2 separate regions of the Homo sapiens genome follow, and region 2 is linked to region 1. A link is an interaction called in ENCODE POLR2A ChIA-PET data of the cell type or tissue named here. Cell type or tissue: GM12878. All regions are shown on one strand. Links, peaks and the distances in the headings refer to the core of each region. The heading gives the core; the rest is flanking DNA.

Region 1 (17,090 bases), core at 4,797-12,796:
TATGTCTTTATCAGCAGTGTAAAAACAGACTAATAAGATCTCCGAAGTTCTTTTCTCCAAAACTTAAAATAGCATACAATGCATGAAAATAATAAGTCTTCAGTTCACTTTGTCATTTTGAATTATGTCACAATGAAAAAAATTCAACATCCACAGATCACTCACTCCTAGGTATCTTGTTAGGAAAAAAAAAAATCCACTTTCTTTTTCAAGGTAAATGTCATTCTGCATTCCAATAGGATACCACCAGTCCACAGATCTGTGTCAATAAATCAGGATAAGCCAGCAAATCTGATACTTACCTGCTAGATAACTGAAGCAATTTCTACTCGTTTATGGGGACTGTCTGGAATTTTAGCAGCAATGTGCTTTATCTCATACCACTAACTGTGTATCACCTGAAATCACCCTCAAGAGATCTCCGGAAAAGTCATGTAGCTGGTTGCAGTGGCTCACACCTGTAATCCCAGCTACTTGGGAGGCCGAGGCAGGAGGATCACTTGAGCAGAAGAATTGAACAGGAATTCAAATCCAGCCTGGGCAATATAGTGATACCCTGTCTCAAAAAAAAAAGGAAAAAAACTAAAAAAAAAAAAAAAATCTGCATGGGTGTGCACATACATTTTGTAGTTTACACGGCACTTCATTTACATTGTCCTGCCTAATTCTCATACCTTTGTTACCTTATGAAAAATTCTAAAATACGGTGACACAATGGGTCTTCATCATATGGTGATTCACTCACCACCACAGTATCAACCTTGGACATTAGACCTGTAAAGATCTCATTATCTCATTAAAAGAATCCTGACTCATCATCATCAAATAACAGAGAAATGAACAAAAAGATGGAAAAATATGAATTTTAAAAATTTACAAGCTCTGTCAACATACAAGTTTTATTATATATTTATCAGATGTGTGTCTTAAGCATTTGTTGAAATTTGTCTCACATCAGTAGGCTGCTTGATTGGTTCAAAAATAAGATGCAGAATTTGGCCTTTAGGTTTCTCTGTTTTACAAATACAGGTATAGATACACATATTAAAAGTGTACACATAGCACATGCATACACTGAACAGCATAAACACTGAACAAAACATAAATCTAATAAAAAATCATACTTAAATATAAGATCAGAAGACTTTAATATGATGGCTAGTTATCAGTCACTCATGAAAATTGAATAGACAGAAAGATTTAAGGAAGCAAAATGCCACTTCTCCTCCAGAAAGCCTTTGTGGGGAGCTGATATCTGAGGACTATTTCACAAGAGAAATTAAAGAGCTGACAAAGCAAGAAGGATTGGGTGCCTTTTTTTTCAGATGAAGGACATGTTGAGGAACAAAGATTACAAGCAGGAAAGCAGCAAGAAACAAAAGGGATAATTACACTGTCAAGAGTGACAGAGTGATGGGATTTACGGAGGGGGCTGGAAATCTCAGACTCATCTGTGGGATATAAAATTCAGTCTCTGTGGTTGGCAAGGAAGAAAATCTTAAAAACAAATCCCTGAAGAGGAAAGCACTGGCTCAGAAGAGTTCAAATATCTGCCAAAGTCCAAGTAGAAGGACCAGAACAAAAGCTCTGTAGTGATACATGCCAGGTAGTTATAAAAAATGGTCAAGGGAGGGGGTCAGATTTTGTGAAAAAGCCTGATGTCTGTGTGGTGACAGCAAAAAATGAAGATACACACTTACATACATACACATGGAATGCTTTCTTGCCAGAGATATTAGTGATATAGTGGGCACTCCTTAAAATAGTGAGACAGCAAAAAGAGGCAAATTTTGAAATGACAATCTGTAGCTTTATTTTTCTTAACTTGGTCTGAGCTGGTAATTAGTTAATCTGTTCCTGCTTTGCCTCCTGAAAGAATGAATAAAGATTTACCGAGTGCCTACTATGTAGTGTGTACTATATTAGGGATAAATGAAATCATATAGTCATCCTTGAAGCAGAAATGATTACTCCACTTTCATTAGTGATGTAGAAGGAAGAGAGAGGAAAATTTAATTCAGGCTAATTAAATAGAAAGCTATTTTCATTACTGAAAGTTATGAGTTGGAAAAGACACAGCATAACCAGAACTGTACTAATTTAAACATATGACAACTTAGATTTCAATTGTTAAACAGTTAAGAATGACTACAGTTCAGTGAGTGGTATTTTTTCAAGGTCTGAAACTCACTAGCTCTCTGAAACCATCATTCCACTCAGGAAATTTTATGAATTTGTTTAGTTAAATCTAAGTTAAGTACAAGTGACTACGTTTTTACTGTTTAAATTTTTTACAAAGCCTGGGCACCTGGGGTTCTGATTACTTCCCTCGTGGATTTAATATCTACCTTTATACGTAGGACTTTACACAACTGGGTTTGCTTTAGAAGCAACGATTCGAAGTAGATTAACTCTCACTATATCCCCAAGTAGATCTGACCATTTGGCATATAGTATATATTTCTAAATCAACAACTCATTTTATCATCCCAAATTCATTGTTTTACTTGTGTCCATCACTCCTCATTCTTGTGTTTTATTTTAAACATAATTGAAACACTTTAATATTTCCTTTAATGTTGGTAGATACTAATAAATTTAACTTAAGACAACTGACCCATTGCTACAACTTTTGTAAATACAGTAAAGCAAGGTATTTAAAATTCTGACTCATTAAAATAAAGAATAAGGCTGGGCACAGTGGCTCACGCCTGTAATTCCAGCACCTTGGGAGGCCGAGGTGGGCGGATCACGAGGTCAGGAGTTCGAGACCAGCCTGACCAACACGGTGAAACCCCGTCTCTACTAAAAATACAAAAATTAGCCGGGCGTGGTGGCGCGTGCCTGTAATCCCAGCTACTCAGGAGGCTGAGGCAGGAGAATCACTCGAACCTGGGAGGTGGAGGTTGCAGTGAGCCAAGGTTGTGCCACTGCACTCCAGCCTGGGCGACAGAGCGAGACTCCATCCCCAAAAAAAATAAAATAAAATAAATAAGTCTAGTTTCCTTTACTAAGATGCTTTTATCAAGATGGTTCTCCCATAATGCTTTAATAAATGATGAAAAACTTATAACTGCAGCATAGAATAATTCCCTACCAGGTCTGACTGCAATGGAAAGATTTAAAGCCCTGTGAAATGAGTAAGCCCCTGCTACTTAGCACTGAAAGGGAATAATCAACAGATTAAAAAGCATTGATGTAGCTAATTCTACTAAATCATTAGTTTTGCATTCTACCTACTAGCTTTTTAGTGATGGAACTTTAACTGTTACCAAAAGCGTAGTCGACTGGTATTATAGAAAGAAAACACAAGTGACCTAATCCAGAAGAATCATGCCAACCATAAAACTCAGCAGATTATTCATCACCATGGCAATAAAAGCAGGCACGGAAGCCAATTCATAGATTCCATTTTCAAACCAGGGGGGGTGCCTTGTGGGTGTATGTGTGTATATAACTTATCCAGTGTCCTTGCCATGCTAATAACAATCCAAGATGAAGCTTAAAGAAACTACAGCAGTGGCCCTTTTAAGAACACTGGATCCCGACTCATGGAAGGGTCATCTGTTCCTCACTACAAAGAACCTTAGAGAATGTTACACAAACACAGCAACAATAATAAGGAACACTCTCCCGGGTGCTGAGTCATTAATAGAATTTGAAGAGTCAGGCATTGCTCCTAATACCACCATATTTATGTGAGGATAGCATATATCTTTTACATGAAAATACAAGGCCTAAAATCACAGATTTTACTATTTACATTTCAGTGAAATATTTATGCTTTGTGACTTACTTGAACACAAAACAACACTCCATTCCTGAGACTTTCAATAAGTTTAAACTGAAAATGTTTGTTGCAGAGATGCTATTTCTAGAAATATTTAAAGCACAATATATGTTAATATCAAACTTTGGTAGCAAAATATTCAAGCCAATAAAAATGGGCTAAAGGACACTGTTAAGAAAATGAAAAGACAAGCCACAGACTAGCAGAAAATATTTGTAAATCCATCTTTTTTAAAAACATTTCTTGTAAGGCACTGTGCTGGCAGCAAATTCCCAGTTCTTTTGTCTGAGAAAGTCTTTACTCCTCCTTCACTTTTGAAGGATAATTTTACTGGATACTGAATTCTAAGTGATTTTTGTTTCTGTTTTCCAATACTTTACATACTTCATTCTACTCTCTTCTTGCTTACATAGTTTTTGAAGAGATGTCCGATGTAATTCTTACCCTTAATCCCCTAAAGGTAAGGTGAAGTCACCCCCCGACCTGTCAAAATCTTCCCATTGTCTTTGAATTTCTGCAATTTGAATAAGATATGCCTGTCTGTAGATTTTTTGGTGTTTGTCCTGAGCTTGGCGTCTCTCATTAATTTTGAGCTTCCAACATTTGTGGTTTGATGTCTGTCATTAATTTTGGAAAATTCTCAGTCATTATTATTTCAAATATTTCTTTTGATCCTTTCTCTCTTTCTTCTCCTCATGGCATTCCCATTCTGCATATGTTACACCTTTTGTAATTGTCTCACAATTCTTAAATATTCTGTTTCAGTTTTTTCCTTCTTCTTATGGCTTCGGTTAGGGAAGTTTCTATTGCCCTACCTCCAAGCTCACCGATTCTTTCATTAGCCCTCTCCAATCTACTGATGGCATCAAAGGAATCAAAGGCATTCTGCATTTCTGTTAGTTTTTAATTTCTTTAGTTGTGTCCCACAAATTTTGATATATTCTGTTCTCATTTTCATTTAGTCAGTGTATTTTTTATCTCCCTTGAAATTTTCTCTTTATCCTATGGATTATTTAGAAGTGTGTTGTGTTATCTTCTCAATGTTGGAGATTTACTTATCTTTCTGTTATTGATTTCTAGTTTGACTCCACTGTGTTCACAGAATGCGTGTATGATTTCAATCTGTCTAAATATGTTGAGGTACTTTTTATAAGCAGGAATACAGTTTATTTTGATATGTACAGTGCCTTCATTAATGTTTACATAGGTATGATTAACTCTCAAGGTCTGTACCTCCCCACACACCTCTTGAATAGTATCTCTCGATTAATCCTGTTTAAATACATTTTGATTTAACTATTCACAATACACTTCTAGGGATCAAGAACCTAAAATGGCTCCGTACTGGCTATCACAACACTGTAAATTCACCTGTGTAGCTTCTGAAGTCCATCGTCACCTGGAACCCTCTCCATTATATCAACTCCCATCTCTATAACTTTGGGGCATCTCAACTTTTCCTTAGTTTTGATAACCATATTGATAATTACAGTTATTTGATAAACACTTTTGTAATACACACACACACACAGAGTCATTTACCCATTCAGCTAACTTATGAAATAGGTATGATAATCATGATTTTACAACAGAAGAAATAAAAGCTCAGAGTTTGGTACTTGCCCAAGACCACATAAGTTAAGTGGCAGAGCCAGGTTTCAAATTCAGATCTTGATTACTCTAAAACTTCTGCTGTCCATCACTGGAAGAATAAAAGCATGACTTTTTTTTTAGCACTTGATTCCATCCAGTTTAATTTAACCTATATTGGGGAGTATAAACTGTAAGCATGGAGCTAGGTACTTGAAGACAATTCTGAAAAATAAAGATTCAACAAGATACACTAGAACTAGACTATAATTGTCTGCAGGCAGCTTAAAAACGATGGGACTTTAAGATAGATAATTCTAGTTTGTAAATAAAACTATGAACTCTTTGAGGGCAGGGGCCTTCTCTTTACCCTGGCATATGACTACTCAATCTTCTCTGTATTTGCTTCCTGTTTTCCTTTTAAGAGAATTACGAACCTATTAGGACCACTATACATTGTTATCAGTATCGACTAGTTTCTAACCGCTGCTCATCTATACTTCCTTTCTTGTTGGTTCCTTAAGAGAGTCTCCCATAATAACTATGTCCTCAAATTATAATATAGCCCTTCTTTTCCTTCACTCCCCTCAGAAAATAATTGCATCTCCCATATAACTAAAAAAAAAAGAGATACAAATGGCATGCCCTCCTTTACATATAAATAAGAATATCTACAATAGCACACAAGGTCTATTAGATGTTAAATACTGCTTTAAAAATAGATTCACAGATGACATTTCAAATATCCCATTTACTTATTTCAGAAATGCCTCTTGTGCAAAAAGTTCAGTCAAAAATATATATCATAGTACCTTAAAGGCATATCTATATATGACATAGAAATTCATCTTTTTTAGATAGAATAATTAAAATGTCATGGGCAACTGCTATCCAGGTTTTTAGCTAGCTTAACCAAATCCTCTAAACAGAATTCCTGTAGCCTTGGAAATGTTTATTCTCTTTTCAAAGTATTTTGAAGACAAATTCAGAATATAAAACTTTAATAAGCCTTCCACCATTAAAAATATTTAATTGACTTTTTTTTTTTTAGATGGAGTCTCACTGTGTTGCCCAGGCTGAAGTGCAATGGCACAATCTCGGCTCACTGCAACCTCAGCTTCCCAGGTTCGAGCTACTCTCCTGCCTCAGATTCCCAAAAGCTGGGATTACAGGTGCCTGCCACCACGCCTGGCTAATTTTTGTATTTTTAGTAGAAACGGGGTTTCACCGTGTAGGCCAGGCTGGTCTCGAACTCCTGACTTCAGGTGATCCACCCACCTTGGCATCCCAAAGTGCTGGGATTATAGGCATGAGCCACCATGCCTGGCCTTAATTGACTTTTAATTGGCTTTTTCACATCATGTGACTTCATGCTAAAGATTCTAAGAGCTAAAGTATTTTCTGAATAGAGAAGATTTTTTTCTAGTATTCTTGCATAAAAATATTTCATTTTGTCTTCGTGTAAGGGTCAATAATTTCAATCATCCCCCAAACTGGCAGCAAAAAGCTGTTCAGTGTGCTGTTAGCTAACCCCTACAGCTTGTGCAGTCATATTCTGAATGAAAAACAGAAGATAAAGTGTGTGTGTGCATGTGTGTGTGTAGGCAAAAGGAAGCTGGGTGGTTAATCACTATATATATCTGTTCCTTAAAATCTGATTTCAGGATGGAATTTTTTCATTTTATCCATAAAAAGGAAACAAACTGAAAAGGTAGATTTTTTTCTTTCAAACTGGCTACTACTTAAATAACTGCCTACTCCTGAGAGTAGGTAAGTCTAAAGTGAAACTACGCATTTCATAAAACTCTAACCCTATTCCCAGTAATGCAGCTCATTAGTGACCAATTAACCCATTTTCATAAGTCTATATTAATCTCAGCCAGAAATGTTGACATATCTCTAGGGCTGGCTGGACATTCTCATCTTAACGAGATGAATGGTGTATCAAAGAAACTATGACTACACACAATTTGTCAAGGTGATCTACTGTATCGAGACCTTCATCAACAATGCATTCCATTTTGAGCCCATTAGTACAAAACTCCCTTTAGGTTTTCCCACATAATTATGGTGATAATGACAACAACAATGAGGAGAAGATATCAGTAATAACAATACTTACATTATTCTGTGAACTTCTTTGTGCTCCACAATGTACGAGGCATTTTATATACACTATCTCATTTAATCCTAACAATCCCAACACTACACCCCTTTTACAACTATAACATTTAAGGCTCAGAGAGCATGCATGCCCAAAACTAAACAGTGAAGACTATGAAGCCCGGCCTATCTGCTACATCCTACACTCACTATCTACATAAAAAAGCAACTGGTAAATGTTCCTTAAAACTATTTTTCTTTAAATAGTCAATTATTTTTTGGAGAAGTCAAATAAATGACCTACTGTTTACTAAGAAACAACATTTCTTAAAGATGAAAAAGAATATGATTTGCAATAAAGAGAACACAAAAGTACTTGCCAGATTACTCATAGTTTGGAGGTTACAGTGGCCACAGGAGAATAAAACTCTTGAGCTAGCGCTGAAGATTAAAGGACATGTTGTTAATCATTGTTAAGGCTTTGAATACAGCCACCTCGGTCATTATGCAAGGAACAGAATAAGTAAGCTATGTGAGGAAAATATAACGTTTTCTTGTAGACTAAGACACAGAAATAGCAGCTGCAACATTAGACAAAAATGACCACCTAGGTAGTCATGACTACCACACTAGAATTGAACGATACCTAAATAATGGAGTACATGGAGATGATTTTACTAGCAGCTGACCAGCATTCCTCTCCCAAAACAGATACTGGAAAGAAATATAATGTATTCGTCCATTTTCACACTGCTATAAAGATACTACACAAGATTGGGTAATTTATAAAGGAAAGAGGTTTAATTGACTCACAGTTCCACGGGCTTAACAGGAAGCATAGCTGAGAGGCCTCAGGAAACTTAGAATCATGGTGGAAGGGGAAGGGGAAGCAAGCCCGTCTAACAGGTGAGAGGGGACAGTGTGTGAAGGAGGAACTGTCAAACACTTAATAAAACCATCAGATCTCATGAGAACTCACTCTCTATCGTGAGAACAGCATGGGGAAAACCATTCCCATGATCCAATCACCTCCCACCAGCTCCCTCCCTCAACACATGGGGATTCTGGGGATTATAATTTGAGATGAGATTTGGGTGAGGACACAGAGCCAATCCATATCATATTGTTCATTAAATAGTATCTTGGCACCTTTAAAAAGCCTAGATATACCTTTTGTGAGATGAAGAAAGAATAAAAGGACATGTGAAAACACCTCAGCCCAGAGATAAGAGGACCACATGTTCTTGGTGGATGGAAGAAGAATAACAACAACAGAAATAAAGGCAGGTAAAAAGAAAAACAAACAAACAGAAAAACTAATGGAGATAGAAGAAATATCCATTCCATTTTACTAAGCATCATACCACATATATCAAGGCATCCAGATGAATGATTAAAATTCTAGAGAAGGGACTAGGCTTTTCTCCACAGCAAGAAATGTAAAAACATTGAAAATAATGTAAGCTGGTTTTTAATGGAAAATACATTTTTATTTTTATTTTCTTGAAAAAGGGTCTCACTCTGTCACCCAGGCTGGAGTACAGTGATGCAATCTCAGCTCACTGCAGCCTTCACCTCCTGGACTCAAGTGATCCTCCCACCTCAGCCTCCCAAGTCAGTGAGACCCTCAGCTAATTTTTGTATTTTTTGTAGAGAAAGGGTCTCTCCATGTTGCCCAGACTAGTCTCAAACTCCTGAGCTCAAGTAATCCTCCCATCTCAGCCTCCCCAAAGTTCTGGGATTACAGGACTGAGTCATCATGCCTGGCCAGAAAATTCATTTTTAATAACCTATAGATTAACAATGCCTTCAAAAATTTTCAAGTGATGTGTAGTTCTAAAAATGTCAATGCTTTCAAGACCATATAATCAGTTTAGTTTTGTTTTCTCTCCTCCTCAGCTGCTTCCTCCTCTTCCTTTTCTTCTATTTGTTTGCCAGTTTATTCAGAAACAACATATAAGATGGCCCTGTTTTACTACTGTTCCAGGGGCATTAGGCTACAATAACATTCAAAAGTTTCATGCTTAAAAAGATTCTCTGTGGTTGGGCACGGTGGCTCACACCTGTAATCCCAGCACTTTGGGAGGCTGAGGCGGGTGGATCACGAGGTCAGGAGATCGAGACCATCCTGGCTAACACGGTGAAACCCCGTCTCTACTAAAAATACAAAGAATTAGCCGGGCATGGTGGTGGGCGCCTGTGGTCCCAGCTACTCGGGAGGCTGAGGCAGGAGAATGGCGTGAACCTGGGAGGCGGACCTTGCAGTGAGCCGAGATCGCGCCACTGTACTCCAGCCTGGGCGACAGAGCGAGACTCCGTACAGAGCGAGACTCTGTCTCAAAAACAAAAAACAAACAAACAAAAAAAAACAAAAAAGATTCTCTGCACGTAACTTTGTTAATTCCCATTTAACTCACTGTGACACTTCACGATATTAATACTTCTACCTTACATTGTTCATAATAAAATACTTTCATATCGATGATCTCAATTGATTCTTATAATATGTAAGCTGGAAGGTAAGCAGGGCCAACTGCCATATCATTTCCATTTTAAAAATAAGCAAACTGACACAAAGATGTCAAGGAACTAGGGTCACAACACTGAAGGGCATCTGTAGCACAGCCCAGGTATTGACAGGGAGCTCCGAATGCCTAGCCTGGAACCCTCACCACGACTTCACACTAACAGCATTTCATGGATAACTGTAGTATTCCCAGGTACATGCAAATGACAAAGTTTCCAAAGAAACAGTAGACTGATTTAAGTATACTAATTTTTCTACAAATGAACTCACCTCAGAAATGAAAATAAGCTCCAATTCTTACGTTTCTACTTTAGTCCAATGAAGGCTAAGTTAAAGGTATTCTGCATGTAACAAAATGATAAAAGAAAAATATTCATTTTGAAGCACAATATGCAAACCATAGTTGCTTTTGCTTAAGAAATATATTTCATTCTTCCCTATACTTTTTTGCTCCCTCTTTTTTATCAAGATTCAAAATTATATAGATGGAAAAAATGAAGAGGAAAGAGATCATGAAGGATCAAATATTGTCTTATGGCGCATCCCACGTTAATGCTACTTGACTTAATCCTTACAGTAACCCTAGGAAGTACTGAAAAAGCTAACATTCTAAGATTAAAACTATGATTTGAATCCATGTCTAATCCTAAATGCCTCAAAGCTACTTAATTTTGAATCTTTTTAATATTTTTCTAGCGTTTTATAAACTGTAAGTAAAATAGGCACATTTAAGTACTTCTTCTATGTAGATGTGCATGTATATTGAGCTCAAAGCCTACAAATAAACATAGTAATCAGGTTATTTAAATTGTAGACCTTTTAAAAGTGCATGTTATTAAATGTAACCTATATCTGTGTAACTTACTGTTGTAAAATATATGTTGAATATGTATCTATCAATTAAATATTTAAACAATCCATAATTGGCAATATTTTTAAAAACTTATATAGAAAAAAATGCCAATAATAGGACAAAGACAAAGAGTTTGTGTTTTTTTGTGTTTTGTGACAGGGTCTTGCTCTATTGCCCAGGCTGAAGTACAGTGTCATTATCATAGCTCACTGCAGCCTCAACCTCCTGGGCTCAAGCAATCCTTCCACCTTGGCCTCCCAAGTAGCTAGGACTACAGGTGCGTACCACCATACCCAGCTAATTTTTAAATTCTTTTGTAGAGATAAGGTCTCACTATGTTGCCCAGGCTAGTCTCAAACTCCTGAGCTCAAGCAATCCTCCTGCCTCAGCCTGCTAAAGTGCTGGAATTACAATCATGAGCCACTGTGCCGGGCCGAGTTTGTGTTTTAAACCAAAAACTATCCTAGTATCATGTCACTTTAATGAACTGTAATAATTAACAATATTAACTTTTTTATAACATGAGTCTAGCACCAAGGAAAATGGACTTTGGAGTAAAGGAGATCTGGATTTGAATTCCAACGCCATAAGTTAACACTACGGAAATACTGAAGAGAATTTCATTCTTCTGTACAGAGGTTAATATAATAAAAAATCACTTGCCTGGAGGCCACACATATATGACAACCTCAGCAATGTCATAAAGTAAGTGTAAAACCTATATGGCTAGCTAAATAGATGTCACACCCTCTATCTATGTGCTGAACTTCTGCATTTTACTCACAGAAGATGCCCTCAAGCTTGGTTAAGATCTTATTAATAAATCTTTCTTTTTCTATAGGTTCTAATGAAGTTAGTAAGCAAATCAATCCGCAGCAGGTTAGAAGCATTAAATTTGAATTTAGGAAGCTAGGGTTGCTAGATGTGGCAGAAAGAAGAAAGAAATTGGTGTATTATGATAATGAGAGAAAAATAATACATAAGATGCAAAGAAAAAATGCATAAGGCATCCTCAGAGTATGTGATATAGAACCATACAACCAAGCATATGTCAATACCCTCCATGGAGACACTATATTACAGCCCCAATAAACAGTACGCATGATGATGAATTTACATTATGCTTATGAAGGATGGGATGTGCTCAATGCTTATAAGAAAAATTATCCTAAATACTTAAAAAAATAAAATCTTCATATTTAAAGTAACATACTTTAATTCATGTAGCTAGACAGCTAGGAAACTCAGTTGTTTTTGAATTTGAAAAGCACACTATTAGGTAAACCTGATAAATGAGATGTTAGTATAGTTAACAGAACAACTATTAGGGGCTCAGGCCTCATACCTAGTACCAGACAGTGTACTAAACACAATAGTGTAGGTCTCTTCTTTCAAAAAGCTCACAGCTCAGTAGAAAATACCACCATAAATATCAATAAATTGTAATACTATTTGGTGCCGTAATAGAGGTTAAACAAAAGACATATAATGTTTAATTTTCTCCTTTTATGACATTACCAGCTACTGAAGTTCAAAGCCTAGACACTTTAGTTCAGAAAGGGTTGCAAAACGTGACTTTAAGAAGGCTGAAACAAACAAAATAGTTTAGAAAAAATATACCAAAGGGAAGACTCTGTAACATAGATTAAAAATAAGCATCAGAAGTTCCATCCCTCCTCCTTTCTACAAAGAAAAATAATGACAACAACAACAACAACTAACATCTACTGAGAGCTTACTATGTTCCAGGCTCTGCTCTAAGTGCCTAATGTATATGAACTCATTTAATCCTCACAATGACCCTATGAGGGAAGTTCTATTATTATCCTAAATTAACAGATGATAAAATTGAGGCATGAAGACATTAAATTATTTGCCCAAAGTGACACTGGTAAGTGAAGAACTAAAACTGAAAACAGAAAGTCCGGCTTCAGAGCCCATGATGCTAACTATTATATACCCAAATATTAAAAACTTAATGATGCTACTGTGTTGTAGAAAATATAGTTCTCAAAGCATATCCTAGTGACTTTTTTTTAAATATTATTAAATCTGTTTCAACAGTCCCGCGACACCAATTATTTTCCATTTTTGCTCATTTACCAATACATGTTTATGATTTGGATCTATCTGCTCTATATTCCTCAGGTGTTTTTTGTAAGTACATGAAAAACTTCCCTAAGACTCCTGTCATTAAAAACTCAGAAACTAAGAAAGAGTAGCATTTTTCCACTTTTTATACAAACTTTAAAATTAGCTAAACAAATAGTAAATGAGGGGAATTCGCTCTTCACAGAAATATTTTTTATTTTAATTTTGTATATAAACTACCGAAATAGATATATTTCCTAGTGTTATTTTTGGTAGATAGTGTTTAATACATAGTAGCTAATATTTTAATTGTGAATATCTAACTATTATTCTAATTAATATCACTTTTATTCTAACTAATATTAGACTCATTTCTCAACTGCCAGCTATATTTCCCATAGATGTAAATGATCATTTAGAAACACACCCACCCTGAGTGGCTAAGAAACCCTTTTGCACATTGCAGATATAGGTAGTCTTCACATAATTAACAAGATTTTGCCTATAACTCCTATTCACCTAAGTTGTGAAGATAAAGGATAAATAATATTGTTAGGAAAATTTAAAGATGGGCTTCTGTCACTTAAATACCCAAAGTTAAGTTACATTTTCAATATGTTTGGTGTTTGAAGGATCAATCTATACTAAAAATATCAAAATAATTCATTGAACTTACTGAAGGTCCTTCTATAATAAGAACATTCTTAGCCCTGAAGATAAAATATTAACAAAGAACAACTTCCTTCCAACTCACTTTATGCCCTAGGGCATTCTGCATTATTATGCCCTAGGGCATTTTAAGTACCTTAAAGCACTTGTGTTGTATTTAATATCAGTCATTTGTTTGCATATTTGTCTCATAGTTGGAATATAAACTACAAAAGGACACAGGCCAACTTGGTTTTTTTTTTGTAATACCAGCAGCTACAAAGTCCTGGCAATAGCAGGTGCTTAATAAATGTTTGTTGAATCCACTTACAAGCATACACCTTCACTCCAAGGACCTCAGATTAAATCATTAAGCGTGCCACGTTAAACAGTCCATGGTGGAGCTAAATCTACCAAACCTGAGACACGACTCTCAAGAGACTTTCATTTGGTCTTATTCTGACCCCTTAGTCCATGCAGGCATGTCTATGCAGATTGCTCTAATATAGCACAGACTACATCCCTGGGTTACTATTCTAAGCCTAGATCCTTTAATCTATAATAATAGCTAATACTCACTGATAGCACTCTATGTACCAGGTACAACACAAAACACATCATATACCTTAGTTCATGTGATCTTTACAATAACCTGAGAATAGTATTACTCCCATTTTACAGGTGAAGATGCTGAGGCCTTAAAGAGGTTACAAAAAATGTTTAAAGTCCCAAGATCATAGGGCAGAGGCAAGATTTGAGCCACATCTGTCAGACAGTACAGTCCACATTCTCCACCACTGACATTCCTAAACAGAAGGTGTGATGATTAATTTTGGGTGCCAACTTCACTAAATTAAGGAATACCTAGATAGCTGGTAAAACATTACTTCTGGGTGTATCTGTGACGGTGTTTCTGGGAGAGATTGGCGTGTGAGTCGGTGGCCTGGGGAGGAGGATCTGCTGCCCTGAATGTGGATGGGCACCCATCCAATCGACTGGGGGACCAGATGGAACAAAAAGGTGGAGGAAGGGTGAATTTCTTCCCACTCTTCCATAGTCAGGACACCCTTCTTCTCCCGACCTTGGATGTTAGAACTCCAGGGTCTCTGGTTTTTGGACCCTGAGACTCACACCTGCAGCTCCTCAGGCTCTTGGGCCCTCAGCTTCCCTGGTTCACCATCAACTTCCCTGGTTCTCCAGCTTGCAGATGGCCTATCGTGGGACTTCTCAGCCTCCACAATTGTGTTAGCCAGTTCCCCTAATAAGCCCCTTATCATCTATCCATCCATCCATCCACCCATCCATCCATAAATAGATATCCTATTATTTCTGTCTCTGGAGAACTCTGACTAGTACAGAAGGCTACTAGTAAACAAAGCTTTTCAAAGAAGCCTCTAAAGGTCCCTTGAGGTCACTTTAGATAGTTTTTAATGAGCTTTTAAAAAGCAATGTTTGTTTCCTTGTGGGAGTCTACCATTTTCAACTCTTACATTCTCTGACACACAGGGACTCAGGAATACAGAGAATACTAACCAAAAGAAGCTACTCCGAGGTGACGGCAAAGTTAAGGATAAAAAGCATGCTCAAAGAAAAAATCGGAGCAGACTAGAAATCTTGTGAGCAAAACACTAGAAAAAAAAATCAAACTCCTAGATGCACAATCTTATTGCATAAAGGACCAAATCTCTATTAATAACTAAAATCTTTATAGGGCTTAAAAACTCTAGAGCACCTACAAGCATACACACTAAGTTCACTAAATGGGAAATTCGTAGGCTGGGAGCGGTGGCTCACGCCTGTAATCCCAGCACTTTGGGAGGCTGAGGCTGGCAGATCATGAGGTCAGGAGTTGGAGACCAGCCTGGCCAACATGGTGAAACCCCGTCTCTACTAAAAATACAAAAATTAGCCAGGCGTGGTGGTGCATGCCTGTAATCCCAGCTACTCGGGAGGCCAAGGCAGGAGAACTGCTAGAACCCAGAAGGCGTAGGTTGCGGTGAACCGAGATCATGCCACTACACTCCAGCCTGGGCTACAGAGCAAGACTCCATCTAGAAAAAATAAAAAATAATAAAAATAAATAAATAAATAAATAAATAAATAAATAAATAGGAAGTTCCTGAGGCAAAAAGCTGCTGCTAGAACATATGTGTCATATAGATTTAATGCTAAAATTTACATGAGAGCCAGTACAGGCTAAAGAATAAGACAGTCTCTCCCAAGTTTAAATTTCAGCTCTGCCAATTAATACATGACTTCAGGAAAGGTACTTATCAACTACTCTGAGCCTCAGTCTCCAGTATGTAAAATAGAAACAATAATACCTCCCTGTAGCGAAATTAAGAGAAATGTGGCTAATGCATCATGTCCACAACCATTAAGTTGAGTACATCTACGTGGATTGGTAATGATAGAAAAAAGGTCAATTTCTTTTTTAAAAAATGGTGCTTTTAGTGACCTGTATGTTCCAAAGCAGCAGCAGCCAAGAAACTGACCAATAATGGAGAGTTGTCCTAAAGTCCAAATTCCCAGGCAGAATTGGACTGCCCACAAAGAAGACCCTACCCAGAGAGAGGGGTATATCTAAAAAATGCTCTTCACCAAGGTGGGCTTCATGGGCAGGCAGCCAGTACAGCTGCATAGAGTCGTGGGCTCAAAAGGTCCAGGACCTTGTTCTGTGGTAATTATCTTTAAATTCTTAATAACTGTATCTTTGAATTTGCATTTTGTATATAAAGTCCAATGGGGTAACAGAGCTTGGCTTAGCACTGTGACTCATGTGCAGTCCTGCCTCCAGCCACCCCCCTCCACTAGGGACAGAAACTGGGTTGCAGAGAGGAAATGGCCATCCCCATCCTGAGCCAGCAGTGAGATGCCACTTTAGGTGGGTGACTCAGTGGGGTCCTCTTGCCCACCCCCAATTCAGGTACCAAGCGAATCCTGGCAGGATCATTTGTAGGTTGACCATCTGCAGTTTGGGGTAGAAGGGGAAAGTGACTTTCCTAGCTGGAACCCCCACATTTCATTTTGTTCTTGGCCCTGCAATTTATCGAGCCTGCCCCTGTCCCTGACTTTGTGAGGGCAACAAAAATACTACCAAGAGGAGAGAGGTGATTGGTTAGCACATATCATCTTTTAAAGCGTAAAGTCCACTGGGAAACTATTAGCTACTCCAGCTTAGATTAATCAAACTGTTGCCTTTGCAACATCACATCCAGATCAGTAACATTAAGTCTTTTTTTTTTAAGTTCTAGGGTACATGTGCACAACGTGCAGGTTTGTTACATATGTATACATGTGCCATGTTGGTGTGCTGCACCCATTAACTCGTCATTTACATTAGGTATATCTCCTAATGCTATCCCTCGCCCCTTCCCCCAACCCTACGACAGGCCCCAGTGTGTGATGTTCCCCATCCTGTGTCCAAGTGTTCTCACTGTTCAGTTCCCACCTATGAGTGAGAACATGCAGTGTTTGGTTTTCTGTCC
Region 2 (17,090 bases), core at 612-8,611, 64 kb after region 1:
TTTCTTTACACCCATTTGGATTAACAAACTCAATTTGCTTTAGCCTTCAAATGTCAAAATGCCCTAATTTCTTTTGTAATATGTAATTAGAAATGTATGGAAATTTTGAAGCATGATAGGAAGTATTCTTAACATGGAAATTTTTTCCAAATATAACCTCTATTTTCACCAAAAATAAACTATATTAGTTAAAAATAAATAAATGAATATACAACTTTGCTTACCCATGGATGAAATCTTTTGCTTTTCCATCTTTTTTAATAATCAAGAATTAGTTTTCCACAAAGGGAAGAAAATCCAACCAGTGTTACTTGAGTAAAAAGCATCTGAAAAGAACTTGAGTCTTTTGAAGAATTTAATGAGTGTGAAATGGTCATTCATTCAACAAATACTTTTGGACTCAACTAATAATTATAATTTGAAATAATAATGTAGTTGAATCCAATAGTGTAGCTGAGGTAAGAGGGTAAATCAAGAGAGACCTTTGAAAGAAGGAAAAAGGGGAAAGAGACCAAATGAAACACATGGAAAAGGTAATGAAACTCTAAGAAAAAAGAGGAAACCAAACAAAATGTAGAGGACATTGGGAGCTCCTTCAGGCAAAGAACTCCCCATCTTATACACTATACTTATATGCATGTAGAGAGTTGGCATGTATTTTTTTTAAGCTTCACACAGAAAGGTAAATTAGATTATTTGAAAAGTTCTCCAGCTACACATCACCTGGATCCCGCATAAAATATACTTTGATATGCATTGTAGGACTCTGAGACAGTAAAGGGAATCTCTCAGGGTCCAAAATGAAAACAAAACAAAACAAAATTGCTGAAGCAGGTGGGGTAGGCAGTAATCTTTTAAATAAGACTTAAACCGGCTACAAGGTGAAGAAGCTAATCTTTTAAATCCCATGTTAGCTGACTCTGCTGGAAGGAAGTCAGTACGGTTTCAGGTCCTTGGGCCCACAAGTTCCCAAGAGAGATAGACAGAAATCCTCTTTGGAGAAAAATAACCTCAAGTTAGTGTCCCAGAATTTCCCACAAATAAACATCAACCAAATAGGAATTCATAATCAAAGATCTCAAGCCATATAAGAAAATTCTGCTGACATGAGTGTTAGCAGAATAAACAAATATAATTCGATTTATGAGGCAAAAAAACTAATTAGCTATTATCTGGCTGTATAAAGAAATAAAAATTAAAATCATAAATAAATATCTAAGATGACTAGGCATACGTGAAAAGAACCCACTAGAACTTTTGGAAAAGAAAAATATAACTGCTAAAATATAAAACCCCATAAATGAGTTAAAGAGTAGATTAAACATAGTTGAAAAGAATAATGTAAGCTACATATGAAGAAATTATGCAGAATGCACCACAGAAGGTGAAAAAAGACAGAAAATAATAAACATTAAGAGATATGGAATATAGAGAATGTTAAGATATTACTCATCTCTAATTAGAATCCCAGAATGAGAGACCACAAAGAATGGAGTAAAGACAAGAGAAGACACAATAGCTAACACTGTTCCCAGATTAACATAGGACATGAATCTACAAAAAGAGGAAGTCCTGGCTATATACATGTATCAAGTAGGATACCTGAAAAGAAAATGAAATAGAGGCAGTACATATACATGTATCACATAAGATGCATGAAAAAAAGCAAACCAATATAAACTACAGTGAAATTTCAAAACACCAGGGGAAAGGCAATCTTAAAAGCATCGAAGGGGGGAATATTATTTACAAAAGAAAAACAAGTAGACTGAATAATTTTCAACAGCAATATGGCAGCCAGAAGAGAGTGGAATATCTTCAAAATGTTGAATGAAAATAGCTGTCAACCTATAATTTAGTGTCCAGAAACATTATATTTTGAGAACAAAAATGTAATTAAGACATTTTTAGATTAAAAACTATTCTTTTCACTGCCTTCACTAGATGAACTTCTGAAGTACACTTTCAGATGAAGGAAAGTGACCCAGTAGGAAATACTGGAATACAAGAAAAAATGGTGAACAAAGAAGCTGATTAACATTTGGGTTAATATAAAGAGGCCTGGTCTGTACAAAATAATATTAATAAATAATATGAAATTGTGAGGCTTAAAAGACACAGTTTAAATGCTAGAGAATAACTTACAAATCAGAAGGAGGATAATTAGAGTTAAATCATTCTAAGGTTTTTGTATTGTTCTGAGGAGTTTAATATATTAATTTTAAGTGTCCTTAAGAAAAATATTCACAATAAGATTTTAACAGAAATGATCCATATGGTACTTCACAACCTCAATTTTACAGGTAAACACACACACACACAAAGATAATAAATCATAGAGTTAGTATGTGATGAAGCTAGGATTTGAATTCAAGCAGAGAACGTGGTTTTGACCATTATGCTCTACAATATCTTAAAGACTCTAAAAGAACGGAAATGTGATGTAGAAATTCCAAACCAGTAGAGGAAGGGAGAAAGAATAAGAGGTAAACAAATATTAACAATCAATCTTCCTCTGTAAGCCACAAAAAAGCAAGAAAAAAGAAATGTAGAAGGAAAGGAGACACATAGATAGAAGGTAAAGACTGAGGAGAAAAACATTCAAGCATGTAAATAATCACAATATAAATGGACTAAACTTTCTAGTTAAAAGACAGAGTCAAGGCAGTTTTTAAAGATATAGCTATATGTTATTTACAAACATAAGAACGTGGAAAGCTTAAGATATATCAATTATATAATAATTAAAGCTGGTATAGCTATGTTGACATCACACGCAATGAGCTTCAAGATAAAAAAGCATTATTGTGGCTAGAAAAGGTCATCACATAATGATAAAATCTACAAGAGGAAATTGAAAAACTCATTATCATAGTGTAGCTATTTCAACACCCATTCAACCACTGTTAAGTTATTGATATCTCTCTATATCTATCTCTATCTCTCAATATATATATAGATTACTTATATAGAGACCTATATCTATCGATATATGTATATATCATATATATAATACATATGTGGCATATAGCAATTAGAGAATACACATACTCAACAAACCCATAAGAAATATTTGTAAAAATTAACCAGCATACCTTAATACATTTCTGAGAATTTGCATCATCTAGAAAAGGGGTTAAAAATCTTTTTATGTAAAGGACCTGATAACAAAAGCTAAGGTTTTGGAGGTCAGTGGTCTCTATTGCAACTACACAACTCTGCCACTGTGTAACTCAATAGCAGCCATAGACAATACATAAGCAAATGACCTTAACTATGTTCCAATTAATGTAAGACCCACTAAATTTGAATTTTATGTAATCTTTACAGACCTCAAAATATTATCCTTCTTTTGTGTTGTTTGACCATTTAAAATGTACCAACCATTCTTAGTTTGCCAGCTGTAGAAAAACAGGTGACAGGCCAAGTGTGGCCCATAGGGTGGTGATTCACTGACCTCTGATCTTGACTCATCTGTTTGTAAGGCAGTACAGTTAGAAATCAATAGCCGACTAATTTTTAAAACATTTAAGTTTAAAATGAAATTTTAATTAATTGTACTTTTTAATTTCTAAAGATTAATTTAAATGGGATTTAAAAACAGACTCCCCGCCCGGCATGCTGGCTCATGCCTGTAATCCCAGAACTTTGGGAGGCCACGGCGGGCAGATCACGAGGTCAAGAGTTCAAGACCAGCCTGACCAACATGGTGAAACCCCGTCTCTACTAAAAATACAAAAAAAATTACCCGGGTGTGGTGGCACATGCCTGTAATCCCAGCTACTCGGGGGCTGAGGCAGGAGAATCACTTGAACCCAGGAGGAGGAGGTTGCAATGAGCTGAAATCCCACCACTGCACTCCAGCCTGGGTGATAGAGCGAGACTCCATCTAAAAAAAAAAAAAAAAAAAAAAAAAAAAAACAGACTTCCCAATAATGTATGAATAGAAGAAGAAATCATAATAATAAAATTTATAAATATGTAAAACTGCAAGAAAGAGAAATAAATTCTAGTATATTCTGTTAACAAAATATTCTATAGCGGTGAACATGAGGAAGCAACCACTATGTTCCGCAGTATAGATTACTCTTAGAAACTTAGAGTTGAGTGAAAAAAGTCATAGAAGATTATGCATGATAAGATATCCTTTTTAGAGAGCTCAGAAAAGCATAACTAAATGATTTATTATTTAGGAGCAGCAGACATTTGTTAAAAATTTGTTTGTAAACAAAGGAATGTTTATCACAAAATTCAGAATAGTAGTTACCTCTGAAAGGCAGGAAAGGAATGAAATGAGGAAGCTAACACAGATAAGTTGCAATAGTATTGTAAGGTGAATCATCGGTGCTCATCTTAATTACTATTCTTGTCCCTCCTGGGAGAAAAATTGTGGAATTGCATACGGTAGGGAGGACCTTAATGCAGGGAGACAGCCATGGCTAGGGAAAGGCTAAAAGAGATGAGACAGAATGACGGAAGAAGGACAATGGAATTGTTGCTCTAATTTGTGGTGAAAGTGCTCCAGTCATATTCTCTTATTTACCTGGACTCAGGTCATCAGAATGTCTCATTCCCTATTATCTCTGACCTTTGAATGACTGATGAGCTCTGTAGATTTAAAACAAAAAAAAAAACTCCTTTCTGAACAAGAGCACAGGTATTCTGTTTCCAATTTTAAATGTGAAAGTTTGTTTTTATGGTTTTTATGAAAAGGTTGATTTCCTCCAGCAATTTTAATGTTCTGTATAACTAACAGAAATTTAATTTTTGAATTTGAGAGTTATTGATCCATTTACTAGTAACAGCTGAATGTTCCTTAAAATGCAAAAGAGACATTTGTTTTATCTTTTTGAGAGAATGGTGCTGTTTGTTCTGCAGAACTGGAAATTTGCCATTTATGAGCAGCACTTATCTCACTATTTACAGCTTTTTCTAATCAGATCTAGGCTTTTTATTTTCCTACTTGTGCCTAAGCAAAAAAAAAAAAAAAAAGAAAGAAAAAGAAAAGCAGATGAGAATGAAAAGGGAAGAAAATAAAATAACTGTGGGGGGGGGGAATCTTCAAAAAACTATCTGTTTAAAATTATAGTAGAGCTTTAAAGTGGAATTCTACTATACAATTGAAAAGAATGAGGTGGTGACATTAACTACTAGCTAGGATAGACAGCAAGATATATATTTATTAAGGTGGGGGGAGACAGCATGTTGCAATACATTATGTAGTATGAATTAACTTATATAAAAAAGAATAACAAATAAATATAAGCCAACATTCTACCAGTATTTTATGGGAGAGGGGTGACAGTGTAATAGGAGTCACTTTCACTATTTCAGTTAATTTATTTCTATAATTGAATTTTAAGCCATTTTTAATACTACAAAAAAGTATTATTTTGTGGCAGAGAAAATTTAACTTAGTAATATTTTATTATTCATTGTGGATTTTTCATGTTTCTCAATTCTTTACTCCTGCTAGAACTCGGGCAGATTTTTAAAACTCCCATCCCTAATGTCCAAAGTTGCATTTTTGTATCTTTAGGATTGCTGAGCTAGAATAATCCTTAGGCTATTTAACAATTCCCCCTGGGTAAGCTCATTGGCATTGCAAACACAGACACTGTTTCCTTTAGTTGGCACCCAAACTTTCTTCTTCCTTAACAGCAGAATCCTCAGCAGGGAAAATAAAACGAAAGAAAACTCCTATTACGAATTTGGAAAGTTTTAAAATGCAAATGCACATTTATCAATACCTATCTCACCGAGATCACTTGTGCTCAAGGTAATTCCAACAACCTTAAAGATCATTTTCCTGATCACAGCACAGAAATCCCAGTTTCGTTTTTGCTTTGGTTTTTTTAATCAAAAATTCATTGGTTGCTAAGAAATCCCAGTTTGGGCAAGGCAAGAGCAAATATATCCCACAGATTTTAAATGTAACTTCATCTTAAAGGACTCAGAAACACATCCACAACCCCCAACACACACACAGAGAAAGAAAGAGAGAATCTCTAAAGTGTGCTATAAACACTTGTTGGCTTTCCAAAAACATTAAGTTTCGTACCACTTTAATGAACACTTTTTAAATGCAAAGCTTTCAAAGTATTTTCTTCACTTTATTGTATGAAGGATGCATTTCTTTCCTTCCTCTCTTCTTTCCTTCCTTCATCCTTCCTTCCTTTCTTCCTTCCTTCCCTCCTTCCCTTTCTTTCTTTTCTTTCTTTCTTTCTTTCTCTCTCTCTCTCTCTTTCTTTCTTTCTTTCTTTCTTTCTTTCTTTCTTTCTTTCTTTCCTTCTTTCTCTCTTTCTCTCTCTCTCTTTCTTTCTTTCTTTGAGACAGAGTCTCACACTGCCACCCAGGCTGGAGTGCAGTGGCACAATCTTGGCTCACTACAACCTCCGCTTCCTGGGCTCAAGCGATTCTCCTGCCGCAGCCTCCCAAGTAACTGGGATTTCAAGCATGTGCCACCACACACGGCTAATTTTTGTATTTTTAGCAGAGACGGGTTTTTGCCATAGTGGCCAGGCTGGTCTCGAACTCCTGACCTCAAGAGATCTGCTCACCTCGGCCTCCCAAAGTGCTAGGATTACAGGCGTGAGCCACTGCACCTGGCCAAAGGATGCATTTCTGATCTTATTAACCACACTCATCATTCTGGGCATTCATGACTGTACTACAGAGGTACACGACCCTTTAATCAAAACCCTTGCAACCAGATGTTTTTAATTTTGTAAAGGGAACATGGTACTTATACCATATATTCGTCCCACCCCAAATAAGGTCTGTAATTAACACATTATTTCTGCAGCAAAACATATTCCCACAAATTAGAATGAACTTCCTAAGTTGCCTCACATCAGTTCAGATAAGATTTGCTGCCAAACAAGTACAAGACAAGTCAGGCTTTGCTACCAAATGGAATTTGAAAACAAACAACCCAACCAAACAAACTTAAAAAAAAAATGAATCTTTTGTTTTGATACTGCAGATAAGTCACTGCGCACTTATGTAACAGTGACTAAAAGGGTGCCTGAGTTGTTTTGTCTTGGATGTAGAGGTCATGGCTATCATTTTGAGGACTCGAGGTCTGCTTCTCTAAGTCTTCCTGCCTCTATGCAATCTGGCATCCTCCCGTCTGTTTTGTTGCTGTGATTTCCTCTACCACCTTTCCTGTCCTGTTAATTTATCACTTTTAATCTGCTGTGACTTAATGAAATAGATACTAACATTATAATTATGTATGAAATTAGAGTAAGTAGGTTTTACATCAGAAGGCCAAAAGTTGTTTTATAATAAGGTATATAAACTTTGCTCATATTCATGATAAAAGCTATTTCAACCATTTAGAGGCTTTTTTGTTTGCTAGTGATTCGCACCTGTATTTGCAATTTTTGAGATACTTATCTTTAAAAAAAACCCAACACTCCCCACTCTGAGAAAAAAAGAGAGAGATACATTGTCTCATTTTATAGATGTCATCTATTTTCAGGATCTGACATCTTATAAAACCATATTATTATAATATATATATATGACATTTTGGTCATCGAAAAATAAGCTAAAGTTTAAAACTTATTCACTCTAGCACAAAAAAGATTATGACGATAAATAGTGAAGTATTTGTAAAATATTAAAAGTAGAATCTCAGCATGACTTTTGTAAACAATAACAGTCAATTGCCAATATTTTTATTATCGCTCAACTTGCAAGTCCTTCCATATTCTGCCCCTGCCTTCTGCATTTATCTTCCTTTATTACTGCTGTCAGTGTGAGCCTTTCCACAGCTCCAACATGTAGAGCCCTTCAGCGGCAATGCCCACACAGGCCATACTTATCCCTGCAACACATAAGAAATCTGAGGAGGCCGGGCGCAGTGGCTCATGCCTGTAACCCCAGCACTTTGGGAGGCCGAGGCGGGCGGATCACGAGGTCAGGAGATGGAGACCATCCTGGCTAACACGGTGAAACCCCGTCTCTACTAAAAAAATACAAAAAATTAGCTGGGCGTGGTGGTGGGCGCCTGTAGTCCCAGCTACTCGGGAGGCTGAGGCAGGAGAACGTCGTGAACCCGGGAGGCGGAGCTTGCAGTGAGCCGAGATCGTGCCACTGCACTCCAGCCTGGGAGACAGTGGGAGACTCCGTCTCAAAAAAAAAAAAAAAAAAAGAAAGAAAAAAAAATCTGAGGAGGAGTAGAGGGTCACAAATAGAAATCAACACAGGAATGTCCAAGACTCAAGGTTCCCTGAGGGAAGTAGCCAAAGCTGGTCGAACATCAGTATCAAGTGTTAAGAGAGAGAGGTAATGAAAGCCCTACTCCAGAAGAGTACCAGGAGAAGTAAGAACAAAGAAACCCAATCAGGTGACTCAAGCATAAGAAAGCATCTTGAGGGCCTCTGACTCACCCATTTAGCAAAGGTCCAAGTACCTGCCAAGCACAGGGATGGGCCCTGGGGATACAAAAAAAAAAAAAGTACAAAATGGTCCCCACCCTTCAGGGCATGCAGTGTTGTTAGCAATTAGACAAGCATAAACAAATAATGACAACCATATACCATGTCATACCAGTACAATTTAATACCAGGTGCTACCTGAGCACAGGGAAATGAGTGCCTGACGCTGCTGTGCAAAACCAGCAGTGACATCACAGAGACTTGCTGTGCTTCCTTTCACTGAATGGCTTCCAACTTCCATGCTGCTCCTCCAGCGCTCTGACATGCATTCGCCACAGCGCCTTAGCACTTGCTCTTCCCTTGCCCTAGAGCACTCTTCTTCCAGATTGCTACATGGCTCACTCACTTCATTCAGTTCTCAGCTCAAGTGCTACCTCATCAGAAAAGATTTCTCTGACGAACCACCCTATTTAAACTATACTCCTACCCTGCCTAAACCCATACACACACACACACACACACACACTCACTCACTCTCTCTCTCCCTATTGCATTACATTGCTTTTTTATCACAGCACCTATCACAATCTGAAGATCTCGTTCAATTATTTATTGTCTGTTTCCCTCATGTAAATTCTGTGAGAGCAGGGATATCTGTCAGTTTTGTTTATTGCTATATATCCCCAGTGCTGGGCAGAGTTTAATGAATGAATAAGGAGAAATTTGAGCTGAGTTATGAAGAACATGTAGCAGTTTATCAAGGGAATGGGCAGGAGGTGGAGGCAGGAACACAGAATGTACATAGACACAAATAACAAGGAGTCAAGGCACTGTTAAAGGAACTTAAAGAGGGAAATAAAATAATCTGTTCCTGGCACACAGTGTGTTTATATTCCATGTTATTAAATAAATGAGTGAATGAGTGAATAAATGGTTGAATTAATAAACAGAGTTGTGCTTTAGAAAGTGTGTAAGGGGGCTGGGCATGGTGGCTCACACCTGTAATCCCAGCACTTTGGGAGGCCGAGGCAGGAGGATCATGAGGTCAGGAGATCAAGATCATCCTGGCTAACATGGTGAAACCCTGTCTCTACTAAAAATACAAGAAATTAGCCAGGCGTGGTGGCAGGTGCCTGTAGTCCCAGCTACTCGGGAGGCTGAGGCAGGAGAATGGCAGGAAGCCAGGAGGCGGAGCTTGCAGTGAGCCAAGATCGCATCACTGCATTCCAGCCTGGGTGACAGAGTGAGACTTGGTCTCAAAAAAAGAAAAAGAAAGCGTGTAAGGGGGCAGGCCTGTGCTGGATTTGCGGCAGACTGTCTTGCAGCTTCTAGGGCTAACTCAGGTGAGGTGGAGCTGCTAGGGTCCTGAATTCAGAGATCCCTTGATTGACAAGGAACATTATGGCAAGCCAGTGGCTGAAGTAACTGAGGAGGAGAAGAATGATCAGGAACTCAAGGAGACTCAGCTCATCAAAGCTGCTCCAACAATGACAACGAGCTCTGTGTTTGAAGACCCCACAATCAGTAAATTCACCAACATGATGATGAAGGGAGAAAACAAAGTACTAGCCAGATCCTTCATGACTCAGGTTCTGGAAGCTATGAGAAGTACCATGATGCTTCTGCAGGGGAACAGGCAACCATTGAACACAACCCCTATACCAGAGGTCCCCAACCGTTTTGGCACCAGAAACTGGTTCCCACCGACAGGGGAGAGGGGGTTGATGGGAGAGGGGTGGAAGGGATTGATGATTTCATCAGGCACTGGATTCTCATAAGGAGTATGCAACCTAGATCCCCGAATGTGCAGTTTACAATAGGGTTCGTGCTTCTATGAGAATCTAAAGTTGCTGCTGATCTGACAGGAGGTGAAGCTCAGACGGTAATGCTGGCTTTCTCACCTTGCTTGCTCGCCACTCACCTCCTGCTGTGTGGCCTGGTTTCTAACAGGCCATGAACCTTACCACGGGTCCATGGCCTGGGGGTTGGGAACTCCTGCCCTACACCGTCTTCAACTAGGCAGTGAAAAACTATGAGCCTGTGATTGGGCTGATACCCATCCTCAAGGGAGGCCATTTCTCCTGGATCCCTGGATCCTCACCCTACCAATATCACCACTTCCTGGCCATAAAGTGGATGATCACTAAGTGGCACCAGGGGATGCTGATGCCAGCCAGAGAAGCTGTCGCATGGGCTGCTGGAGGCTTTTTGCAACCAGGGCCCCGTGATCAAGAGGAAGCATGACATGCACAAGATGGTCAAGGCCAACCATGCCCTGGCCCACTACTGCTGGCGGTAGAGATTCCAGAAGGAGCTCAGGGCCCTCCACTGCAAGAAATACTGTGAGCCACTGCCACTTCAAAAAATAGCTGTGGGTTAAGGATGTAGTTCCTTTTTAAGGGCCGGCAGGCCTCATGAGAAGGATGGAGCAGCATATTTATTGCCTGGTAATCCTTCTTTCTTTGAGGCTAAAATTTGCTCTCCCTCTGTCCCCCTCTCCTTGTAAAGAGAGAGCACATTGTCTTGGAAACGTCGTCCAAGAAACTTAGGACCCAGGCTTCTCTTCGCTCAGCTTGGGATGGACCTTTGGATGATATAAAAGGAAGCGGTTTTAGGTATTAGAAAAGATTTTGGACATTTGGATGATATAAAAGGAAGCGGTTTTAGGTATTAGAAAAGATTTATTAGAAAATTCTCACACTGAACTGGTATACCTTGTGGTACAGTACTACCATTCACTAAAACTGTCTGGAGGGGGAAAAAAGAAAGTGTGTAGGATAGATTGATGGAATGGAAGGTAGGAAGTAGAGAAATCTCAAAGGCTAGTCTTCTATAAAGAGAAAAATCAGGCTCCAAAATGGCCTTAGCCCCTTCCCCTCAACAACCCCACAGAAAAACAAAAACAAATATATAGTGCTGAGATTATCACTAGCAATATACAGAACTCAAATATGAGGAGGAGATAGTTCCCGAGACCACAGAAAAGTGAAACAACTTTGAGCAGAGAGTAAGAAAATCAGACTTCCATATCCAGCACATGCTTCCTCCTTCCTGGCACCAAAAGTGTGGAAAACTTCCCTTACTCATGGTTTCTACACGGGAAAAGTGAGATAAAGGTGGGCAACAAGCTTCTCTATCATCTTGGGTTCCCTAGCTGGAAACCTGTCCCTGCCTCAAACCACAGGAAGCATACCAGGTGCTGTAGGTAGAAATATCCCTGAGGGCTGCCAGACACAAGGAAGGGAAGTGGAACTACCATCCCCAGCCCTGGACACTCTGCTCTGTAACTTGGCAAAAGAAAATGCCAAGGCTGGGTGCAGTGGCTCATGCCTGTAATCCCAGCACTTTGGGAGGCCGAGGCAGGCGGATCACGAGGTCAGGAGATCAAGACCATCCTGGCTAACGTGGCGAAACCCCATCTCTACTAAAAATACAAAAAAAAAAAAAAAAATTAGCGGGGCGTGGTGGCATGTGCCTGTAGTCCTAGCTACTCAGGAGGCTGAGGCAGGAGAATGGCGTGAACCCAGGAGGCGGAGCTTGCAGTGAGCCAAGATTGCACCACTGCACTCCAGCCTGGGCAACAGAGTGAGACTTTGTCTCAAAAAAAAAAAAAAAAAAAGGAAACACCAAATCAGAGTGTCCAATCAGCAGCACCATGCAGCAGGAGGTACATTCCACAGGTTGGTCCCCCTAGGCACAAACCCCTAACAATCCTTTCCATATTAATAGGATATCCTTTTTCAGACCTCCCTCATTAAAGACAGGCTATGTGAAAGTACACAGTCAAAGAATTAAGAAGAAAACATAGTGAAAAGGAACAAAGATCACCCACAGGATACAGAAAATTACCTCAACAGACCAAATCCAGGAATTATTGGTGTTCCAGGAACAAAAAACAAATAAAGGGGTCATTTCAGCAAGAGGATATAACAATTTTATAACACTTATATATCAGTGCACCCAACGCCAGAGCTCCCAAGTATATAAAGCAAACATTAATAGATGAAAAAGGAGATATAGACTGCAATACAATAAAAGTAAGGGATTTTACTCTCCATTCTCAGTAATGGATGGATTATTCACACAGAAAATCAACAGAGTTAAACTACACCCAAGACCAAATAGGCCTAATTGATATTTACAGAGCATTTCATCCAACTGCTGCAGAATACACATACTTTTCATCAGCACATGGAACATTCTCCAGAATAGACCATATCTCATGCCAGAAAACAAGTTTCAACTAATTCAAACAAGTAGAAATCATATCAAGTATCTTTTCTGACCACAATGAAATAAAACTAGAAATCAATAAAAAGAGAAACCTCAGGGAATACACAGACACGTGAAAATCAAACAACATTCTCCTGAATGACCAGTGGGTCAGTGAAGAAATTAAGGGGGAAATTTAAAAGTTTCTTGAAAGAAATGAAAATGGAAATACAACATACCAAAATCTATAGGATACAGCAAAAGCAGCAGTAAAAGGGAAATTTATTGCAATAAATGCCTATATCAAAAATGTAGAAAGACTTCAAATAAACAATCTAAATATACACCTCAAGGAACTAGAAAAGCAAGAACAAACCAAACCAAAATTAGTAGAAGGAAAGAAATATAAAGGTCAGAGCAGAAATAAATGAAATTGAGACCAAAAAAATACAGAAAATCAATAAAACAGAAAGATGATGTTTTGAAAAGATAAACAAAATCAACAAACTTTTGTCTAGACTAAGAAAAAAGGGCAAGGCGCGGTAGCTCACACCTGTAATCCCAGCACTTTGGGAGGCCAAGGCAGGCAAATCACAAGGTCTGGAGATCGAGACCATCCTGGCCAACACGGTGAAACCCCATCTTTACAAAAAATACAAAAAATTAGCTGGGCATGTTGGAGCGTACCTGTAGTCCCAGCTGCTCAGGAGGCTGAGGCAGGGGAATTGCTTGAACCTGGGAGGCAGAGGTTGCAGGGAGCCAAGATCATGCCACTGCACTCCAGCCTGGCGACAGAGCAAGACTCAGTCTCAAAAAAGAAAAGAAAAAAGAAAAAGAAAAAAAGAGAGAAGACCAAATAAATAAAATCAGAAATAAACAAGGAGACATAACAACTAAGACCACAGAAATGCAAAGAATTAGAGATGATTATGAGCAACTATTTGCCAACAAGTTGCAAAACCTAAAAGAAATGAATAAATTCCTGGACATATAATACCTACCAAGATTGAACCATGAAGAAATAGAAAAATAATGAAGGCCTGAACTAAAAACATGAGAGTAGAGAAGAGAGATTACATCTGAGAAGCAAGCCAGATTGTCATATGATTGATGTGGAGGAGTCAAAGAGGAAAGAGGATTCTGATATGGGTGTCCAGATGGGTGGCAGTGCCATCGGCTACTGAGTAAAACCAGGCAAGGGGACTACAGTGGGGAGGTAATCCATTCCATGTTGGAGATCTTGGGATTGAAGTGCCTTTTTAACAGGTGAAGACAACGAATATGTAGCGTAAAGTGTAGGCCTACGAGTATAGTCAAGACAGAAGACAGATTTGGTATAGCATGGATGTCTTCATCTTCAGAATGTTCTACTGGAATAAGAAGACAAAATGTAAGGACCATTTAAGAAATCAAGAGGCAGAAAGAAGAAAAGGAGCCTCCACAGAAAACTGAGAAGCAGCAGCTACTAGGGTGATGAGATGAAAACTGTGGGTTCAAGCCCCATGAAAACATGCAGTGTGCTGTCTAGCTCACTAGTCCCAGTGCCCTGGCCCACAGGAGAGACTCAAATACATAGGAAAACTGAACCAAGTAAAGCAGGGAAGAGGGAGGGATGGAAGGGAGCTTGGAAGGAGTGAACTGGTTAACAGTAAAACTACAAATGTAGCAAGAAACATAGTGAAAGCTAAGTATTCAAAATACAATTTATTTCATTTTATTTATTTTTGTTTGTTTTAATTTTTTGTTTGTTTGTTTGTTTGAGACAGAGTTTTGTTCTTGTTGCCCAGGCTGGAGTACAATGGCGTGATCTCAGCTCACCACAACTTCCGCCTCCTGGATTCAAGCCATTCTCCTGCCTCAGCCTCCTGAGTAGCCAGAATTACAGGCATGCACCACCATGCCTGGCTAATATTTTGTATTTTTAGTAGAGACGGGTTTTCTCCATGTTGTCCAGGCTGGTCTCGAACTCCTGACCTCAGGTGATCCACCCGCCTCGGCCTCCCAAAGTGCTGGGATTACAGGCATAAGCCACTGTGCCCAGCCTTTTTTATTTATTTTTTGAGACAGGCTCTTCCTCTGTCACCCAGGCTGGAGTGCAGTGGCAGGATGATAGTTCACTGCAAGCTCAAACTCTTGGGCTCAAGAGATCCTCTTGCCTCAGCATCTCAAAGTGCTGGGATTACAGGTGTGAGCCACCACACCCAGTCCGAAATGTATTTTAGTAACATGCCAGACACCGTTTTGACCAGGTTACATAGCTTAATTTAGTCAATTCTTATGAAGACCCTGTAAAGTAAGGATTATTATTATCCCCACTTTACAGATGAGAAAATGAGGCACAGAGAGGTGAAGTTGCCTAAGGTGACACAGGAAATCAATGAGAGAGGCAAGATTGAAACCCAACTGTCCTGCTTCAAAGCCAACATTTATTTGCACAGATGGGAGAGTGTGCTTTCTGAGGGAATTTAAGTGTGGGCAATTTCAATGGAGTGGCAGCTTTGTGGCCTGGGAAGCTGAAAGGAAGGTGAAGAAGTGGAGAGAGCAAAGGTAAACTGCTGTTGCAAGGAGCTTAGCTAGGAAGAGAGGATAGACTAGTAGCTGGAAGGGAACATAGGAGTGACAGAAGCTGTTTTGTGTTTTTAATGAGCAAGTCTGGAGCATGTGGGCTCGATAGATTCTGTTTACATTACACTGTAGAATTTGCTCAAGGAAAACGAGGGGGTTGGATAAAAAGACAGATTCCTTCCAGCTTTGAGTCTACTATTCCACAACTTTGAAATTCTTTCTCAGTGAAGCCAGATGGAAGATTTTACTTGATAAAATTAGTTGGAAAAAATCATTTACTACACTTTTAATGAGGTATTTAAATAGAAACCCAAAGACCTATTTATTCTAATATCGTTTTAATTCATGAGCTTTTAATGTTTTCCCAAGCTGGTCTGTGACATTTCTTGGCCTAAAGAGAAATCTAAAGTTTTTATTGTCTTTAGATTTGGCCTAATGACATGTTTCTGCTTTCCTGTCTAAGGTTAGGAAAGAAAGAGTCAAGGTTATCTTGGGTTCATATTCTTTTTCTCCATTGCCTTTTCCTTTCTGTTCTCTGCCCCTCTTTCCACACAAAGAAAAAAAAGTAAGTGCAGGCGGTTATAAAAAAAAAGCCATGTTTCTTTCACAATACATCTTAAACTAATGTAATCACTCGTGTAAGTGTTTTCTGCAATTTTCTGTCTACTAAATATCCCTTGAAACACTTCAGCTTTCTCCGAACCTGGTATCTTTCACTTATGCTAAACTTTTTCTTTTCTCCTTCTCTTCCTATGAGCAAGAGAGAAGGATAGACTAGTAACTAGATAGACTAATAGCAGTGTATGCATGTCAATCCCAGAAATTACCCCAGAGCCTCATTTTATCTCTACATCACTGCACAAAGCCCTTTCTCAGCACACCTGCTTCAATTATACGTATTCCTATTTTTTTCATACTTTTTGCACTTTCCTATCTCCAGTTACTCCTTTTCCTATCCTTACCTCAGTTTTCAATTATCCCCTAGTAGGGCTATAAGAAGGGGAGAGACGGCTGCAAAAAATATAGAACTCATTTTTTCCAGCTTTCAGATGTGTTTTGGCACCTACCAAAATTGGTATATCCCCAGTTTTGGAAATTCACTATACTTCAGACAAAGTAACATTACACCTGGAAGACAGGTCTCAAAAGGAATTAGAGAGCTATTCACTTAGCAAATCTTTGCTCCTTGCTCATTTCTATTCTGGGCACTCCTCCATACAATGGATGAATAGCATTATCTCTCAGACAAATGCAAATAATCTTCATAGAGAGATCTTTATGTTTTTCTCTAAAGTATGGTATCTTTCTAGCTCACAGTTCCCTGGAACCAGGTGATAATTAAAGAGTTTCAGGCTCAAAGGTGTTCTCTCTGAAATTCCTGATGAGCTAGCTTCAGACAAGAATGAGAGTAAACAGAGATGGTGATGATATCATAAGTGGATCAGGTTATAATGTTAATAAGTTGGAAATGAAATGTGGCTGCCTAGTATCAATAATTGACTTAATTCACATTTTCCCTGACACATGTAAATCCAAATCCCAGCATTCATAATTGTAGTTACCGTATTTTGGCAGGCATATGTACCAAGCTGAGATGAACAGAGCACAAATAATCTCTGTCAGTACTGTAGCCTACACCACAGTGGAACCTCATTATAAAGAGATCTAAAACATTTTGTGACAGCAGGCAATCCTTCTCTAGAAATAATAGCAGAAATCTCAATATCTCTAAATCTAAATAATGATTTGCATCCTTTATCTTTACAGAACAGGCTTTTAAAACTATAAAATATTTTAGAATACTCAGCCTCTGGGACAAACTAAGTACTTCTCTATATAATTGAGCAACATTTTCAAATATTGACCACCCTGATGATTCCAAACCATGTAATTAGCTTAATCAAGTATACTTTCCTCCATCTTACT

Evidence for each region. Peaks named below come from ENCODE experiments on the same cell type or tissue, not always from the same donor. Only the 100,000 strongest peaks of a DNase experiment are listed, where the experiment ranks them.
Region 2: POLR2A ChIA-PET joins it to region 1 with 5 read pairs; 4 of 35 experiments call an interaction of 5 or more read pairs at or near these places.

The regions. Positions count from the first base shown.
Region 1 is chr12:15,724,889-15,741,978 of GRCh38, forward strand. All of the region lies in intron 1 of EPS8 (EGFR pathway substrate 8, signaling adaptor), which reads right to left. Among named protein-coding and RNA genes, the nearest start is that of EPS8, 56 kb to the right of the region's middle. In GM12878, for the core only: no CTCF peak of the experiment used is centred there; DNase peaks (open chromatin) are centred at 7,313, 7,953 and 8,413.
Region 2 is chr12:15,793,479-15,810,568 of GRCh38, forward strand. It overlaps the pseudogene MRPS7P2. Among named protein-coding and RNA genes, the nearest start is that of EPS8, 13 kb to the left of the region's middle. In GM12878, for the core only: no CTCF peak of the experiment used is centred there; no DNase peak of the experiment used is centred there.